Regions from separate parts of the Homo sapiens genome. Here region 2 is linked to region 1. Evidence: chromatin contacts called from ENCODE Hi-C or POLR2A ChIA-PET data. All regions are on one chromosome and are shown on one strand. The core of a region is the stretch at or near the end of the contact, and the rest is flanking DNA. Distances in the headings are between cores, read along the strand shown.

What was found. Hi-C counts contacts between places; a loop is a spot of excess contacts on that map. ChIA-PET counts read pairs that join two places held with the same protein, here RNA polymerase II (POLR2A). Pooled maps may share reads with other maps.
Region 2: a map of gastrocnemius medialis shows a loop between it and region 1 (6-fold over the local background). The contact joins the promoter of SRRT here to the promoter of ZNF655 in region 1. A Hi-C loop is called at or near these places in 1 of 168 maps with a recorded cell type or tissue (gastrocnemius medialis), 1 of 37 single-sample maps with no recorded cell type and 9 of 50 pooled maps. POLR2A ChIA-PET finds 5 or more read pairs at or near these places in 1 of 52 experiments (GM12878).

What each region holds. Positions count from the first base shown.
Region 1 is chr7:99,556,064-99,560,401 of GRCh38, reverse strand. ZNF655 (zinc finger protein 655) reads right to left here and starts at 1,760. Exons shown (of 3, transcript NM_138494.3): 1 at 1,615-1,760. It also overlaps a transcript of FAM200A not described here. RefSeq lists enhancers at 1,686-1,955, 1,986-2,115.
Region 2 is chr7:100,872,840-100,877,177 of GRCh38, reverse strand. SRRT (serrate, RNA effector molecule) reads right to left here and starts at 2,075. Exons shown (of 20, transcript NM_015908.6): 1 at 1,850-2,075; 2 at 1,466-1,605. The coding sequence starts at 1,587. It overlaps TRIP6 (thyroid hormone receptor interactor 6), which reads right to left. Exons shown (of 9, transcript NM_003302.3): 9 at 3,724-4,006. The coding sequence ends at 3,875. RefSeq lists a silencer at 1,594-1,823 and enhancers at 1,964-2,023, 2,234-2,283, 1,860-2,525, 2,526-3,190.

The sequences.
Region 1 (4,338 bases), core at 511-3,010:
CCTAAATAAGTAACAGAAAAATGGGGCCAGGCGCAGTGGCCTGTAATCCCAGCACTTTGGGAGGCTGAGGCGGGAAGATCACTTGAGGTCAGGAGTTCAAGACCAGCCTGATCAACATGGTGCAACTTCTTCTCTACTAAAAATACAAAAATTAGCCAGCGTGGTGGTGCGGGTCTGTAATCCCAGCTATTCGGGAGGCTGAGGCAGGAGAATTGCTTGAATACAGAAGGCATACGTGGCAGTGAGCCAAGATTGCACCACTGCACTCCAACCTGGGCAACACAGTGAGACTCCGTCCCAAAAAAAAAAAAAAGAAAAAAAAGAAAAAGAAATATGGATATGCTTCAGCTTTAAATACTTAAGAACCAAATCATAGAAGAGTCTCTAATTTGGAATTTGTGGCATTAAAAAAATTAACACGGTACAATTTAATAGTGTAAAGCTTTCTGTGGAAACTTTAAAATATTTAAAATTGGCCACGTGCGGTGGCTCAAGCCTGTAATCCCAACAGTTTGGGAGGCACAGACGGGTGGATCCCTTAAGCTCAGGAGTTCCAGACCGTCCTGGACAACATGGTGAAACCCCGTCCCTACAAAAAAAAAAAAAAAAAAAAAAATTAGGTGGCCCAGGCCTGTAGTTCCAGCTACTCCAAAGGCCAAGGCAGGAGAATCGCTTGAGCTTGGGAGGTAGAGGCTGCAGTGAGCTATGACTGCGCCACTGCATTCCAGCCTGTATGACAGCGTGACAGCCCACCTCAAATAAACAAAACAAAATATTTAAAATTTACAATCGTCTTTGGAGGCTCAAGTTGGTGCCCAGAGAAAAATGCTAGTTATGATTGCTCATTTTATTTTAATTTTGTTTTAGCAGAGATGGGAGTCTCGCTATGTTGCCCAGGCTGGACTCGAACGCCTGGCCTCAAGCGATCCTCCCACTTCGGCCTCCCAAAGTGCGGGGATTACGGCGTGAACCACCGTGACAGGCCCGCGTTTACGTAAATAAACTCATTTAAATAAATAAAACAGCAGGCCCCCTAGGAAATGTCTTGGTAACACCGTCAGCCCACTCCGATTTACTACACGGGCTTGGCGAATAAAACTCCACTTTTGGGGTCAGGCCCTTCGCTAACTCAGACCAGCTAGACCGGCCTTTTCCCGGAATCCTGAGAGCAACGCAGGTAAGAGCTGCGGTTCGAACAGGTTTGAGCGGCGTCCTTCAGGCCCAAGGACGCATGAGGGTGCCGTCCCCCTCCCACCACCCTCGCCCTGGGCCCCTGCCCGGCTCCCAGCTCGGTCCTCAGAAGGCCTTGCCCGGCGCTGCCCTCCTCCCACTTCCCTTTTAGGCCAAGGCAAAGTCCCAAAAGGACCAGTGAGGACATACAGACCAGCTCGCACCAGGGCACGGTCGCCGGCTCCTGACGGCGGGGCCCTCGGTCCGCGAGGTGAATGAACCAGGGCTGAAGAGAAACAGGCCCTCCTCGCACCCGGGCCTCCGCGCACTCTCGGGGAAGCGAACTACCGTCGGCCGCGGCCGGACGCCGCCTCCTTCTACTCCCGTGAAGGCAAAACAAGCTGCCACCCCGCTGCGACCCCAAAACGGCTTCCGGGTACTCACCGAGGGGAGGGGCGGGCCTGGCCGCTGTCCTGTCACCTACACACTCGCGCTCGGGGCCACCACAGCCTCTCCCGGGCCGCTGTAGACAGCCCCGAGGCCGGCGCTTCTCGGTGGCACTTCCGGCGACGGAGTGCAGGGTCCCGAATGAGGGCCCCCCCTCCTCCGCCCAGGCATGAGGGTCCCGGATGTGGGTGAGAGCCCCGGATGAGGGTCCCGGATGTGAGTGAGGGCCCCGGATGTGAGTGACGGCCCCGGATGAGGAACTCGGAGGAGGAGCTGGGCCCGCGCGTCCATGATTCGAAGGCTCGTTTTCGCAGCTTTTCCACGTCTTTTTCCGGTCCCACTGCCCTCCATGCTAACTCACTGGGCGTCTCTAGCCGTTATACCAACAATGACTGCGACCAGTGTTGGGAAAGCGCCCCCTGGGCCCCTCCCTGACGCCAGCCCATCCTTGAGACTCCCTGCAAGGAGGCGGCCCGACCCAGTGGGTGCGTGTCGTGGGGTGAGGAGGAATGGCCGACCTAATGGTCCCGCTTCCGTGAGTAGCACAGGGGTGCCTGCTCAGAGTGTAGTACAACGCTGACAAGTAGAAGGCGAGGATTGCGGGGCCTGGGTGAGATGGGACCCACTAAGTTGTGGGATCGAAATCTCAGTAGGTCCTTGGGGAAAGCGGGGACGGGAGGGGAGATGAGCAGATTGGAATAGAACCGAGAGAGACGGAGGAAACTGACAGTTGCGTCCCTGGTGGGAAGACTAAAATCTATGCAGAAACAGGGATAGGCAAAAGCATTGTGCACAAGCGGGACAGGCAGAGCGCCGGGACAGAAACCCTTAGGACATTCTGACACCTTGCTGAACCTGGATCCTTACAGAATATGTCTTGTAGGTGAAGCTAGATCTGCAAGGCATAGGCAAGCCTCTTAGAGAATCAGAAAAGTGATTTGGAAGGAACTTCAGCTGTTACTACTTTGTTTAAGCAAATCAAATGCTGTTCTTTAATGTTACTGGACGTTTCAAATTAAACACAAGAAAACCTGAAGTGTGGCATTTTATATATTTTTTCAAAATGTATCAGCTTCTTGGAGATTCTGATATTCCTTTCCTCTCTTTATCCCTAAGTATCATTTATCCAACCTAAATTCATACTAGGACACAATCTCTCTAGTCTGCAGTGCCCGTCACAGTGGAGTCAGGATCGGAGAAAGAAAATGCACTGCTTAGTCCATTTCATGCTGGACAGCTCCAATTAGAAACTTTTCCTTGTGTTGAACAGAAATACACCCCTGGTGATGTCTATCTATTGTTCCTGTTGACAGGTCCCCAGGACAATAGATGACACAGTACTTCTTCCTCTTCATAACGGCCATTTTAATATCCTAGGAGAGCTAAAGGTTTGGAGTTCTTCCTGAGTTGCCATTTCCCCACCTAGAACCCTTCACAGGTTGTACCTATTAGCAATGTGATGGGAAACCATTTCAGCAGCAAAGGTGAGTGAGCTATGGCAGTGAGGCACATCGCGTCCAAGTTTTAGCTGACTCAGGCAATTGGCTCCAGTGAGAGGACCACAAAAGGTACCCACTTAAAGAGGCCACTTCCCACCAGTACTCATCAAAACATAACAAAGTGTTAAGAAACAGCAGCTGCTATTTTGCTTTTGAGCAAAATTTTCTTTTAACAGTTTGCCAGATGACAGAGGTGGAAACAACTCAAAAAATTGTTACCTTTTTTCGTTTTTGTCTTTTTGTTGTTGTTGAGACAGAGTCTTGCTCTGTCGCCCAGGCTGGAGTGCAGTGGCGCGATCTCAGCTCACTGCAACCTCCAGCTCCCAGGTTCAAGCATTTTCCCTGCCTCAGCCTCCAGAGTAGATGGGATTACAGGTGGGCACCACCACACCTAGCTAATTTTTGTATTTTTAGTAGAGATGGGGTTTCACCATGTTGGCCAGGCTGGTCTCAAACTCCTGACCTCGGGTGATCCGCCCGTCTTGGCCTCCCAAAGTGCTGGGATTACAGGCGTGAGCCACTGCACCGAGCCTGTTTTGTTTTTTTTAGTGCAAATTAACAAACTGATTCTAAAGTTTATATAGAAATGCTAAGGATTTAGGATTGCCAAAACAATTTTGAAAAAGAATAAAATTGGAATACTTGTATTTTTTTAAGATTTTTTTCCTAAAGGTACAGTAATCAGGATGGTATGGTATCAGCATAGAGACAAATAGATCAACAGAGCAGAACAGAAAGTCCAGAAATATGAGGTTGAATTTCTTAAAGAAAAAAAAGTCCAGAAATAGATCTAGATACATACAATAGCTGATTTTTTATAAATTACTAAGGTAATTCTGCATCTAGCTAAGCTGAAAATTAGGCCGAGGATCTGTTTGTAACAGTGACAGTAATGTAAAGGAGACCAATTGTGCAGACTCGGCAGGTCCCCTGAGTCAAAGTCGTGGCTCATACAGGGAGAGGGTGGGATCCTGAGACCTGTTCTCTGTCACAGTGTAGTCCGCAGGAACTTTACCCAACCATCATGATGGTCCATATATTGATGACAAATGCTAGTAGTACCCAGTGAGCAGCAAGTGACAAGGGTCATAAATATCCTAGTAAGACTTCTTACTAAGGCAGTACAGAAACCTGAAGATATGGGCACTTATCAAATGGATGAAGTTTTGGTGGGGCCCAGTGGTTTGGGGACATCACCCAAAGGTAAAAGAAAGTTGTTCCA
Region 2 (4,338 bases), core at 826-3,325, 1.3 Mb before region 1:
GTGCTGGGATTTCAGGTGTGAGCCACTGGGCCCGGCTGGCTTTTTTTTTTTAACTCTTTGCTGTCACTGCCTTGATGTTTGGTAAAGCATCAGCGGTTTTACCCATCATTGCTATGGCACCAACAGTGGAAATGGCAATAATATGTAAACATTACCACAAAAACTAATTTTAGCCTCGGAGACCCCCTATGGTCTGTGGACATCCTGAGAAACAGGACTCTAACCAAACTAGAATATGCTAAAATCACACGTTATGTCCACAACTCCAAGCTGTTCATGTCACTCGTGTCTGGGGAATTCCCACTCATCTTTCCAAGTCTAGCCAAGTGTCACTTTCCAGTGGGTCCCTGACACACAACCTCCAGCACCGCTCCCCTCCTTTAGAGATCTGTTCCCTCAATGCTTACCCTCTTTATAACTTCCACTATATATACTCATTTACAGAATACATCCACTGCCATTCTGATCCCCCATGCCAAGCTCACTGTAACACCCTAAGGTCAATAACCACATCTTATAATCAATCCAATCAGCACCGCCCTATGAACTCTGAGATTTTAGGCAAAACAGTGACAAGAAACCTAATCATATATTGTCAGGGAAATAATCTGACGACCTCTCCAGTCAGATCAACTCTATATTATTATTTTTCTGAAGCAATCCTCCTAAAATATAATTTACAACCTGGGCAACAGAGCAAGACGCTGTCTCTACAAAAAATAATTTTAGACCAAGCACTGGCTCATGCCTGTAATCCCAGCACTTTGGGAGGTCGAGCTGGGTGGATTACCTAAAGTCGAGAGTTCCAAACCAGCCTAGCCAACATGGTGAAACCCCGTCTCTACTAAAAATACAAAAATTAGACGGGCGTGGTGGCAGGTGCCTGTAATCCCAGCTACTCGGGAGGCTGAGGCAGGAGAATTACTTGAACCCCAGAGGCGAAGGTTGCAGTGAGCCAAGATTGCGCCATTGCACTCCAGCCTGGGCGACAGGGCAAGACTCTGTCTCGAAATAACAATAATAATTTTTAAAAGTTAGGCGGGCGTGATGGCCTCCCCCTGGAGTCCCAGCTTCTCAAGAGGCTGAGGCGGGAGGCTCGGTTGAGCCCGGGAGGTGGAGGCTGCTACGACTGCATCAATGCACTCCAGCCAGGGCAGCAGAACAAGACCCCATCTCAATAACAAAACAAAAAAAAGCAAAAAAGCACGCTTTTCGTGCATGTATAAACAGTGCTTCTTCATACTCAAACTCTTAGCTCTATAGCTCTGATCTGCAGAGAATTTCAAAAACCAAGCCACAGCTAGTTATTTGGCCAACAGCAAATAGGCTGAACCACAGAAAACGGTCCAATGAGCCATTTCATAGGATTCGCCCTCATAAAAATTACAAGGGGGAGAAAGAAAAGCGACGCGGGTGGAGTGAAACGGCATGAAACGGGGACAAGATGAAGTTAAAAACGGCTCACCTGTCATTCCAATCGTCCCCTCGACGTCTTTCATCTCTCTCGCGGGAACGGTCGTAGTCGCTGCGCTCTCTTCTGAACTTGTCCCTGCGCCTTCGATCGTACTCGTCATCACTGTCACCCATGGCACGGTCTGAGGGGGCCTGGGGACCGGGGAGAGGCGGTAGGAGTGGTGCAAAAGGACGAGCGGAGGAAGGGACCGTCCCTCGCGGGCAGCTCGCCCGCTTCCCTCCCGCCAAGGCCAGCCCTCCGCGGCCCCCACCATCCTAGGCCTGAGAACGCGGCTCCAACACCTCCACTCGCCCCGAGTTTCTCCGCGCCCGCCCCCGTGGACCCCGGTTCCTCTCCCGCCCCAGCGGGGCCCCCCAGGCTCCTCCCCTCCCCCACCTTGGTGCGGCCGCGGCCGTTGGACTCGCGCTCGGACGGGCTAGATTTCAGGGCGACCTGGGTCGCGGGCGCGCGACGAGGACTTCGAGGAGGGCGAGACGGAGACGGAGCTCTTGAGTAGAGGGCCGAAGAGAGGCGAACAAAAGTGGGACAACCGGGGATGGGCAGTAGCGCGCGCAGCCCGCGCTGCGCCTGCGTCACCCACGCCTCCGAGGCACAAAGCTCCACCCTCGCGGCCGGAACTGGAACTAACAAACCGAGCGCGAAGGGCGGGGAGAGCAGGGCGTGATGGGAAAGGGGCGGGGATCTCGCAAGTCTCGCGCGGCTTTTCGAGACGATAACGGCTCGAGCGTTAGGAACTACGGGACCTCGGCTGGGCCAAGCGCGGCCTCGGGAGGCGAACAAGCCCTCTGGGCGCGAAGGGAGAGCGGAAGTCGAGGATCGCGCGACCCCAGATGTGTCGGGGTCCTAAGACGGTTCTCATCCAGCCATGTTCCCCCCACGGGCCTCCTGACCTCACCGGGGGTGATTTCGTCCCCTCCTCGGGCAGGGCGTGGGCTTGGGAAGCGCGGGCGCTTAGGGGATGGAAGGTGGAAGCAACCATTTTAAAGCATCGTATCCCACCATTTTCTGCTCCAAATATCCAGCCAAAATTGGGTGCCACAGTGCGCACTAAATGCAAAGTCCGCCGTTCCTGCTTTTCCTCGACAAAGACGCCCCGTCTTTAAGTAAAATTGGCAGATCTCAGTCTTAACCCCGCTCAGTATTTGGATGAAATAGGCTGTAAGTTAACGCCCTAAACAGAGTATGGACCGCCCAGATTCAATGGATTACCACCCCCGGGAGTAACACCAAGGCCCCTCTCAGTGAATTGAGTGTGAGACTTAATAGGAAGACCAGCTGAGATGGCTCACGCCTGCAATCCCAGCGCTTTGGGAGGCCGACGTGGGAGAATCACTTGAGCCCAGGAGTTGGAGACCTGCCTGGGCAACATAGCAAGGCCCCTTTACAGAATATTTAGGGCCAGGCACATTGGCTCACACCTGTGATCCCAGCACTTGGGAAGGTCGAGGAGGGAGGACTTAAGCCCAAGAGTTCAGGACTAGCCTGGGCAACATAGCAAGATCCCATCTACACACAAAAAAATAATAACTGGGCTTGGTGGGATGCCCCTGTGGTCCTAGCTACTGGGGAGGCTAAGCCAGGAGGACTGTTTGAGCCCAGGAGTTCAGGGCTGCAGTGAGCCTTGATTGCACCACTGCACTCTAGCCTGGGGAACAGAGTGAGGCCCTGTCTCAAAATAGATACATAGAGGAAATCTTGCCTCCTCCCTGAGGCGTGCTTGCTCCCAGCACTGAGAGGAGGGTAGTGACGGATTACAAGAGTTGTCAAAAAAAACTGGACCTGAGTCAAAAAGACCCAGGTTCCACCATTTAAGAACCATGCAATCTGGGGGAGTCACCTCTCAGCTCTGACATCCTCACATGTAAAAATGCAGACAGTGGCCAAGGGCGGTGGCTCACGCCTGTAATCCCAGCACTTTGGTTGGGTGAAGCGGGCAGATCACTTGAGGTCAGGAGTTCAAGACCACCCTGACCAAGGTGGTGAAACCCCGTCTCTACTAAAAATACAAAATTAGCCAGACGTGGTGGCGGGCGCCTGTAATCCCAGCTACTCAAGAGGCTGAGGCAAGAGAATCACTTGAACCTGGGAGGCAGAGGTTGCAGTGAGCCGAGATGGCACCACTGCATTCCAGCCTGGGTGACAGAGCCAGACTCCGTCTCAAAAAAAAAAGAAAAAAAATGCAGGCAGTAACAATGACTGGGCCTGTAATGGGCTACTGGGAGAATCAGATGAGACAACAGACTTGGAAGTGTTTTGTAAACTCGAGGGATTATTATTTCTTGATTGGAGAAAGAGAAGACAGCATTTGGTGACAAAGTCATACAGGTGGATGTCAGGGAGAGTGATCAATCAAAGGATGGGAACTGGAACTGAGAACCCAGCAGGTACTTCTAGGAAGACTCAGCAGTCAGTGGTGACGGTGGCTGAGAGCTCCTGGATGCGCCAGGCGCTGCAGGCCTTGCACAAGATGTGCCCATCCAGCGGGTAGCAGCCCTGACACTCGCCCTCAGAGGAGAGCAGCAGCCCACACTCCTGTTGAAAAAGAAGCAACAATTGGCCGGGCGCGATGGCTCACGCCTGTAATCCCAGCACTTTGAGAAGCCGAGGCAGGAGGATCACAAGGTCAGGAGTTCAAGACCAGCCTGGCCAATATGGTGAAACCCTGTCTCTACTAAAAATACAAAAATTAGCCAGGCATGGTGGCCAGCACCTGTAATCCCAGCTACTCAGGAGGCTGAGGCAGGAGAATCACTTGAACCCGGGAGGTGGAGGTTGCAGTGAGCCAAGATTGTGCCACTGCACTCCAGCCTGGGCAACAGAGCAAGACTCCGTCTCAAAAAAAAAAAAAAAAGAAAGAAGCAACA